Regions from separate parts of the Homo sapiens genome. Here region 2 is linked to region 1. A link is a contact called in ENCODE Hi-C or POLR2A ChIA-PET data. All regions are on one chromosome and are shown on one strand. Each heading gives the region's core, a stretch centred on a gene start or an enhancer-like site at or near the end of the contact. The rest is flanking DNA. Distances are from core to core; before and after follow the strand shown. Region 1 has its middle 7.5 kb from the start of SUMF1. Region 2 overlaps ITPR1 (inositol 1,4,5-trisphosphate receptor type 1).

Region 1 (4,392 bases), core at 851-3,350:
AAATATTTGGATTAGTTTCCCCTTGCTGCCATTACAAATGATCACAAACTTAGTTGCTTAAACAATACAAATGTATTATCTTACAGTTTCATAGGTCAGAAGTCCAATCTGAGGCTCATTAGGCCAAAATCAAAGTGTTATCAGGGTTGTGTTCCTTTCTGGGGGCTCTAGAGGAAAATGTTCCTTTGCCTTGCCCAGCTTGTGACAGCCACCCACATTCCTTGGCCCTTGGCTTCCTTCCTCCATGTGCAAAACCAACAATGTTGCATGTTTCTGACCATTGTTCCATGCTTTCTGACCACATTGTTGCATCTTGCTGACCACAGCCAGGAGGGGTTCTCCTGCTTATAAGGACTCTTGTGATGACGTTGAGACCTTCAGGATAATCCAGGTTATCTCCCCATCTCAAGGACCTTAACTGAATCATATCTGCAAAGTCCTTTTTACCATGTAAGGTGGCATATTTACAGGTGAGACAGGAAAAAAAGAGATAATGAATTCATATATTATTTATCAATTAGAGGAATATATAAAGCCATTTTTCCTTTGTTCCAAGACCATTTGCTAAAATATAAACCTCTGCTTTAAAAACATTTTTTTTTTTAGGGAAGAGGAAGTACTACCACATTATAGGCATCCATAGCTCAAAAAATACGTCTAGATTTCAGAACCATAAACTAGGATGGAAATTTGTCTTATAAGCAAAGTAATACCATAATAATCTCATCTAGTGTTTATTTTCCTTCTTATAACTGCCTACTTGATTTCAATGGAGCACTGTTATGAAGTAGGCAAGAAGAAGAAACTCAGGCTTACAGAAGCTTTGTGACTAAACCTAAAGTCCCCTAAATAAATTCCAGGACCCAAAGTCCAGTCTTTGACTCTAACTCTAGGACTCTTTGTATTACACTAGTCAAGACTGCTCTAAGTAGAAGTAAGTCTTCCTGGAAAGAAGTTACTTCCTCACTGAACCCCTAAGCCACCTTAGGGGATCCCCTTAGTCACACATCCCTGGGAAACCACAGAGTAATTACAAGGATTGAGAGTTCACTCCTATGTTAAGCACTAGCTGAGGTCTGAAAAGGTGATGTATATTTGTACCTTCAAATATATACAGGTGCTTCTGATGTGATTTAATATGCAGTTTCCTTTGCTAATGGACTGCCTCACAGCAGCATCTTGACATTCCATTTTCTAAAAAAAAGAACCCTAAACGTAAAACTGCTATTGAATGAACATCTGAAATATATATATATACAAAGACATATATATCTCCTCTCTACAATTGAGCTCTCATTTGTGAAAAAGTTGGGAACCATTTTTCTCCCTCATTTTATCTGACTTCAAACATTGTGATATCTAGGCTCTAAAAGAGACTCATGACTGTGATTTCTTCTATTATTTCTTCCTCTCTCTTTCCAAAGGCACATAAAGCATCTTTCACTTGCTCTAAATTTCTTTTGGTGCCGTTCTGGCTACTTCTCACCCTTCTCTCCAAACACCACTGCCCAGGAACATCAGGAAGACAAACGGTAAGTTTGGAGGAGAATAATTACAGGCTGTACTGGAGTTGTCCATCACAATGCCTGTAATGCTGCTAGCATTGCTAAGAGAAAAGTGCCCCACCCAGCACAGGTAGTAAGGGGTAGAACTAGTGGCTTATTTTGTGAACGCAGTAGTTTGCAAAATGTATGGATTAGCATCATCTTGGAGCTTGTCAGAAATGTGAATTTTTGGGTCCCACCCAAGACGTACTGAATATGGTGGCATCCCCAGCAATCATTGCTTTAAGAAGGCCCCTAAGTGAGTCTGATGCAAGCTACAGGTTTGCCTGACCCAATTGCAACTGATTGGACCAGAAATAGCTACGTGACTCAAATGCAGCTAAAGCATAGGCTTCCTATTGGTCTATGGTGTCTTGTGGTGAGAGAAAGAGGAGCTGGGCAAACCAGGCTTCCCCTTTGTGGCAGGTGAATGGGGAAACAGTGATGCTGAATGAGGCTGTGCAGTAGCATTGAGGCCATGAAGGGTCAGGAACATGCTGGGAACGGGAACTGTGACTAAGCAGAAGCTGTGAAGCCAAAAACAACAATGACAAAAAGACAACGAGGAGGGGGGAGGAAGGCAAGCCAACTGGAAGAGAAAAAATAAGTGTGCAGGGAAAAGCAGACCTTGGAGAGCTGGGGAGTGAACCAGGAGAGCAGCAGAGTGAAGTTCAAGAAAGTCCGCTGCTGAGGTCCCAGAGCTGCTGCAGCCTCTAAGCCAACTCCTGGTTCTGTTTTTCACAATGTGCCAGTGCCTTCTGAAACTAATCTTTCTGTTGTCTGCAGCTTCTGTCCTGTGTATTCTTAAAATGTATCTTTTCTTTGCATTTTCTTTAAGGAAGTCTTTCCCCATGCCCTCCACCCCCACCCCAGTGCTTTCAAGGAGTGGGGAAAGTAAGACCAGAAGCATTTGAAAAAGAAAAGGGGGCGGGGCGCGGTGGCTCACGCCTGTAATCCCAGCGCTCTGGGAGGCCGAGGCAGGTGGACCACGAGGTCAGGAAATCGAGACCATCCTGGCTAACACGGTGAAACCCCATCTCTACTAAAAATACAAAAATTAGCCGGGCGTGGTGGCGGGCGCCTGTAGTCCCAGCTACTCGGGAGGCTGAGGCAGGAGAATGGCGTGAACCCGGGAGGCGGAGCTTGCAGTGAGCAGAGATCACGCCACTGCACTCCAGCCTGGGCGACAGAGCGAGACTCCGTCTCAAAAAAAAAAAAAAAAGAAAAAAAGAAAAAGAAAAGAGGAAATGAACAAACCAAAACGAAACATTCTCTGTACATAACTTTCTCCACAGCACAAACTACAGTGCAAACTAGTAAAACTAAAAAGCCTAAATTAATAGGCTTTCCAATCAGATAATTTCACCAATAAAGGGCTCCAAAGACAGTCCAAAGAAAGAACCATATGAAAAATTTTTTTCTACCTCTAATTATTTGGACTTCTCTCTTTTACTCTCTAAGTATAGAGGAAGGTGTCCTTTTTTTTTTTTTTTAAAATACTTTGAAATGCTCAGTTTAGATATTAAATGGGTTGACAATAGAAATAATCATAACTAAAAACTCTTGAGCTATTCTTATGCACCAAGCAATGTTGTATGTCACATGGTTTAAGTTATTTAATGTCATTTTCACAAGGGCAAGAATTCTTTTCTGTTTTTTTTTCACTGATGTATTCTCAGTGCCTGGAATAGTGCTTGGCTACTAGTTGACACTCAATAAACACTTGTCTAATGAATTAATGAGAATCTTCATACAATCCTTGGGTACTATTATATCCATCTTGCAGGCCCTCCTGGATGTAAAAATGGAAAGCCACATTTCAAATGTCTATGTGAGTATAACCCTCCTGGATGTAAAAATGGAAAGCCACATTTCAAATGTCTATGTGAGTATAACACTGTCAGGCAGCAAGTTTCTACTTGGACCAAGACCATGAAGGTTTTTATTCATTGGATGATATATTCATTCATTCAGTAAATATTTACTTAGCACTTATACATACCAAGTGTTGTTCTAGCCATTGAGGTTACAGCATTGAATCCTGAAGATGCTATAGCTGCCCCCATGGGGAGACAGAGGAACAAAAGAAATCATTTCAGATAGTGACAAGAGCTATAAAGACAATAAAGGAGGTGAGGTAAAAGAGCAGAATGGGAAAGGGTTATTTTGCATTTGAGAATCAGGGAAGGTTCCTCTGAGGAGATAAGGTTTGTACTGAGACCTGCATGACAAGAAAGAGCCAGCTTTGAAAAAAGTAGGATATTGCAGGTAGAAGGAACAGCAAGTACAAAGACCCTGAGGTAGGGCTGTGCTTGATGTGTTCCAGGAGCAGTAAGAAGGATACCATGGCCAGAGCATGGTGAGCAAAGGACAATTTGATGGAAGAAGAGATCAGAAAGGAAGGCAGGGGCTAGATCATGGAGGACCTTCTTGGCCACAGTGTGGCAGCCCGGGAGTATGTGCTGAGATTGCTCTTCAAGACAGAACCTGCCTCAAGGTGTACAGTCAATGGAGAGCCCACAGCAGAGCTCTTGTAGGATTGGCCAGTGTTCCAACTGAGGCCACGCTCTTCCTGGGCAGCTCCAACAAATGATTGAACCTGGTGGGAAGAATAGGGTTCACCATTTTGGCTCAATGCATAACTCCTCTAATAAGAAGCCTTTGCTCTGGACTTCTGGTTGACCTGGACTAGACTTTCTCAGTGCAGTACCAGACTCAGAGGCTTTTCCTCCTCCATGTTCCTTCCTGCCTCCCTCCTTCCACAGGTAGGACTTGTATTCAGTTTGGAGGCTTTCCCTTCTGATTCCTTCCTATTCCCTCTCTCCTTGGGGTTTCACAGGTGTGACCC
Region 2 (4,392 bases), core at 753-3,252, 360 kb before region 1:
GAATACTGCCACTGCTGCTCTGATCTTTGCAAATTACATGGCTGATGAGTTTGGTTTTTTTAAAAAATTGTGGTAAAATATGCATAACATAAAATTTACCATTGTAACCATTTTAAGCATACAGTTTAGTGGCATTAAGTACATTCACACTGCTGTGCAACCATCCCCATCATCTGTTTCCAGAACTATTTTTTTATCTTCCCCAAGTGAAATTCCATCCCCATCAAACACTAACCCCATTCCCGCCGGCCCCGGGCAACCACCATTCTATTTTCTGTCTCCATGAATTTGACTGCTCCAGGGGCCTCATATTATGCTGTGTATTTTAAAATGCATTATACTGGGAAAACCTTTTGCAAACACTTGAAGTGAAGTGAATTTTAAGGTCCCAGGTGTTCTGTCACTTAACAGATACGTGTGCATGTATGCGTTTGCGTGGGTGAGGAGATCATTAAGAGGCTGAAAATGGGGAATAGGCTCTTCTGTCAATGTCCCCGTTTATGAGCTTATAGAAACCACTCCTCTTGTTTCCTTTTCCTTCCAGCCTGAAGTGGTTGATGGGTGCTGGCAACTAGCCTAAGAAAGGCCCATTCAGTTTCCTCCCCCGTCCATCCCCATCCTTTTGATGTCTATAGCTTATGCCTGTAAACAGTATTTCTCACTACTGGTTAACAGAATGGGACAACTCCTCCTCCCACCTCACTTCCTTCTGCCCACATATGCCTTTCTCCCAAAGAGCATGCCGCATACATAAGTTCTGTACAGAGAGGCAGGAATGAACAGTAAGAAAAGCTTAGCATGAGACAGGGGGAAGAAAACTGACTCATTCCACATGTCTGGTGTCATTCTCACCTGGACCAGTTTTATCTTGTAAGGATACATTTAATGGTCTTTCTAAAACAAATCAAGCCCCCTCCCACACACACACACACTCACTCGGAATGCTGGATAATTGTTGCTTTGTGTACACCGTGGGGGTCGGCGACATTTTGTGTGTCAATATTTTCAGCTTTGTGGGCCACCTGGTCTCTGTCACAACTACTCAGCTACTCCGTTATACCCCCCAAACAACCAGTAAATAAATAAATGGGTATGTCCATGTTCCAATAAAACTTTATTTACAAATGCGGGCAGCAGGCTGGGTTTGCTCACCTCTGCTGTATACAATAGAAGGCATCAATATATTTAAAATAATGAAACTCCATGAGACATGTCTAAATATTACAACTCAAGTGAGATCATTGAGCTGTATCTTGACCTAGGGCCATCTAGCAATATAGAAGCCCTATAAGAGAGCTAGATGAAAAATATCACAAGCAGTCATACCACATGGACAACAAGGTGTCATAGAGTGTTTGCTTAAGATACTGGTGGGTGGGCGGGCAGGGTCACAGTCACTAGTTTGTGAGCTTTATGAAGGCAGGAACCACCTTAGTATACTGACTAGAGCATAGTAGACATTCAATATTAATAAAAGCTTGTGGAAGGACAGAATGATATGCAACTCTTCTTCTGCATGCACCCTAATAACAAATGCTTAAGTAGTAAGCCTGAGCTGCTTATCGTGACTGCTGGAGGAGAAAAATGGCAATCTCTACCTTCCTATACCCTGAATAAACACTTCATTCATGTGTCTTAACATTAGCTTATATTCATCAATTTCCCACCACAGAGCAATGGGCAAAAGATCGTTAAAAAATATTCCATTTCAGAGATGACTAGCTGAGAAACCCAAAGTGCTTCCCCACCTGTAACCAGTTTTCTCCCGTGCAGCTGCAGTGGCCTATCGTTGACTGTACTCATCTCTCCTGTGTCAATCCTTCAGACACAGCCACATCTTCCCACCAAGGAAGTAGCCCATGTTCAAGGACTATGCAACTCTGAGGAGGAAACCTCATTTTTCAGAAGAGGGCACACATAGGCGACAGGTCACTGGTGATCACTCACTCCCACTAGGGCGAGGGGAGGAGGGATGACGTGGGCTGGGCTGCTGAAGCCACAAACCAAAGCACAGCTGCAGAGAGATCACTTAGCACGAGGCCCTGGATACTCACGGTGGCTGCTACCTATTTTTGCAGACTGACCTCAATTGAGGAAAACAAATTGAAGAAAAAAGATACAAAGTCCCACTTTGGATACAACAATGTTGAGGATACTACAGTGAGCAACAGAGACATGGTCACTGCATCCTGGACCCCCTCAAAGGAGAAACAGTTTTGATACCTAAGTATGTGATAGAATTCCTGCCATCAAAGTGCTTACAATTTAGTCAAGGAGAGTGACCATCTAGATTTTCTTTTTAACAGGCCAGTCCTGGTGGCTGGTGCCTGTAATCCCAGTGCTTTGGGAGGCCGAGGTGGGTGGATAGCATGAGGCCAGAAGTTTGAGACTGGCCTGGGCAATAGAGTGAGACTCCATCTCTATAAAAAATAAAAATAATTAGCTCGGTGTGGTGGTGGGCACCTGTAGTCCTAGCCACTCGGGAAGCTGGGGCAGGAGGATCGTTTGAGCCCAGGAGGTCGAAGCTGCAGTGAGTCATAATTGTGCCACCGCACTACAGCCTGGGTGACAGAAAGACTCTCTGAAAACAAATAAAAAACTAACTAAGGAATAATGCAGGCTATGTTGTATCTAGGAGCGGTAGAGAGAGTAGTGTCCAAGTAAGACCCAACAACCAGTGACTGATTGATTGGCTAAAATCCTCTTCAAGCAAGGCTTGGCCCTAAAGAAGGTTAGCCCTTGGGCAAGCATGAGGGCATTTCACAGAGGCCACTGGCACAGTGAGGCTCCAGTGTGGCTGGAGCTGGGGATGAGGGCAGACAGGCAGGAGCAGCTTGGACTGTTGAAGACTAGAGGGAAACAGAAGGAAGCAGGAACTCTGTGAAAGGCCGCCGTGCCTTACCAGACCAGGGGAGAGGAGAGAGGATGGACATTCACAGTCCTCACTGCTAGCAGTCGGAACTCACCTGTAGCTCACTTATTACTGACATGCAAATGAATCTAAACTGCCTAAAATGTTAGCGAATCCATCTAAAATCTGGCTTTCAAATCCTTCATATGTTCATTTGCTTAGCAAACCTTCTATAAAAATAGAAAACACACATTTCCAAACAGAGTCCACATTAATGAGGCCTTCGAAAGACTCCAGAAAACCAATGCAAGAGTCTGCACATAGCCGAAAGTTTAAGGAACAGTTTCTCTCCCTCATTCCTAATAGCAAGTGACCAAATGACTACAGATTAAAATGAGAATTTTCCTCACCTTCTTTCATGCCATATGTACCTCCTGGCCCTCTAGGCAATGATTTCAGAAGGGTCTTTGAACAAATAAATGCAAAATGCACAGACTTTCTCCATTCAACAGCTTTTTACTGAACTTTTACAATATCTGTGTCCTGCATGGGGTTGAGCGCTGAGGATCTAAAGATGAGAAAGACAAGGTCTCTATTCTCAAGCTGCTTTAGTCCAAGAACTGTGGTCACCGGCCAGGTCTCAATGCATAGTTCTTCGCCTCTGTGGAGCTGCACGGAGGCCCTACCTCCAAGGGTGAGTGTCTAAAGAGTGTGTGCTGAAGACACGAATGGGGCCCATCAGCATGCCAAGGGCCGCTCCTGGCATCTCTGCCCCTCGCCTCAGTGGTGGTGGAGAGGCACTGATGCCCTGCGTCTTGTGCTGCTACATGGCGTACCTGTAATCCTGGGACTTGATGGCCCCACCCAAGGGGTACATAAAGCCATAAAAAGAAATAATGCATCTTTTTAGAATGTACAATATCCATTTTAATCAATGGTAAATGATTGAAATATTTTTATATTAAATTCAAAAAGTTACGTAGACCAGATAGAAAGGTCAATTTATTTTTTTGAGACGGAGTCTTGGTGTGTCACCCAGGCTGGAGTGCAGTGGCGCCATCTCAGCTCATTGCAACCTCTGCCTATCTACCGGGTTCAAGCTATTCTCATGCCTCAGCTTCCTAAGTAGCTGGGACTACACGCATGCACCACAATGCCTGGCTAATTTTTGTATTTTTAGTAGAGACTGGTCTTGAACTCCTGACCTCAGGTGATCCAACCACCACCTCCCAAAGTGCTCAATCAAATGTTAAAACACGGCGTTTCAAAGAAGGTCATACTTTGTGCAGGCCACATGGGCCATGTGCTCCCATCCTAGGGATAAAGCCTCATTCTCCATTTCACAGGAGGCCTTCAATGCAAAGATAGCAAAAGGATTTTCTGGTCCAGAAATTTATCAATCACCACCACACAGAGTCTCCCCCAGTGCCTCCCTTAATATCTAATAATGAAAAGCTGGGCTACGAGGGATCCCACTGGCAAGCATTCTTATCTTTTCTGCACTGAAGTGGGGGAGAGCCCCAAATTTAGGTGTTACCAGT

The links. Hi-C counts contacts between places; a loop is a spot of excess contacts on that map. ChIA-PET counts read pairs that join two places held with the same protein, here RNA polymerase II (POLR2A). Pooled maps may share reads with other maps.
Region 2: a pooled map shows a loop between it and region 1 (4-fold over the local background). The contact joins two enhancer-like sites. A Hi-C loop is called at or near these places in 2 of 50 pooled maps. POLR2A ChIA-PET finds 5 or more read pairs at or near these places in 3 of 52 experiments (OCI-LY7, activated CD8-positive, alpha-beta T cell and activated T-cell).

What each region holds. Positions count from the first base shown.
Region 1 is chr3:4,472,584-4,476,975 of GRCh38, reverse strand. No RefSeq gene overlaps it. Among named protein-coding and RNA genes, the nearest start is that of SUMF1, 7.5 kb to the right of the region's middle. RefSeq lists a silencer at 1,830-1,879. Within about 2 kb of position 2,100, at least 11 of the 41 ENCODE cell types and tissues checked have a DNase peak (open chromatin) inside an H3K27ac peak, as active enhancers do.
Region 2 is chr3:4,832,106-4,836,497 of GRCh38, reverse strand. All of the region lies in intron 60 of ITPR1 (inositol 1,4,5-trisphosphate receptor type 1), which reads right to left. All of the region lies in intron 2 of LOC124906209 (a long non-coding RNA gene), which reads left to right. Among named protein-coding and RNA genes, the nearest start is that of EGOT, 83 kb to the right of the region's middle. RefSeq lists an enhancer at 1,556-1,825. Within about 2 kb of position 2,002, at least 2 of the 41 ENCODE cell types and tissues checked have a DNase peak (open chromatin) inside an H3K27ac peak, as active enhancers do.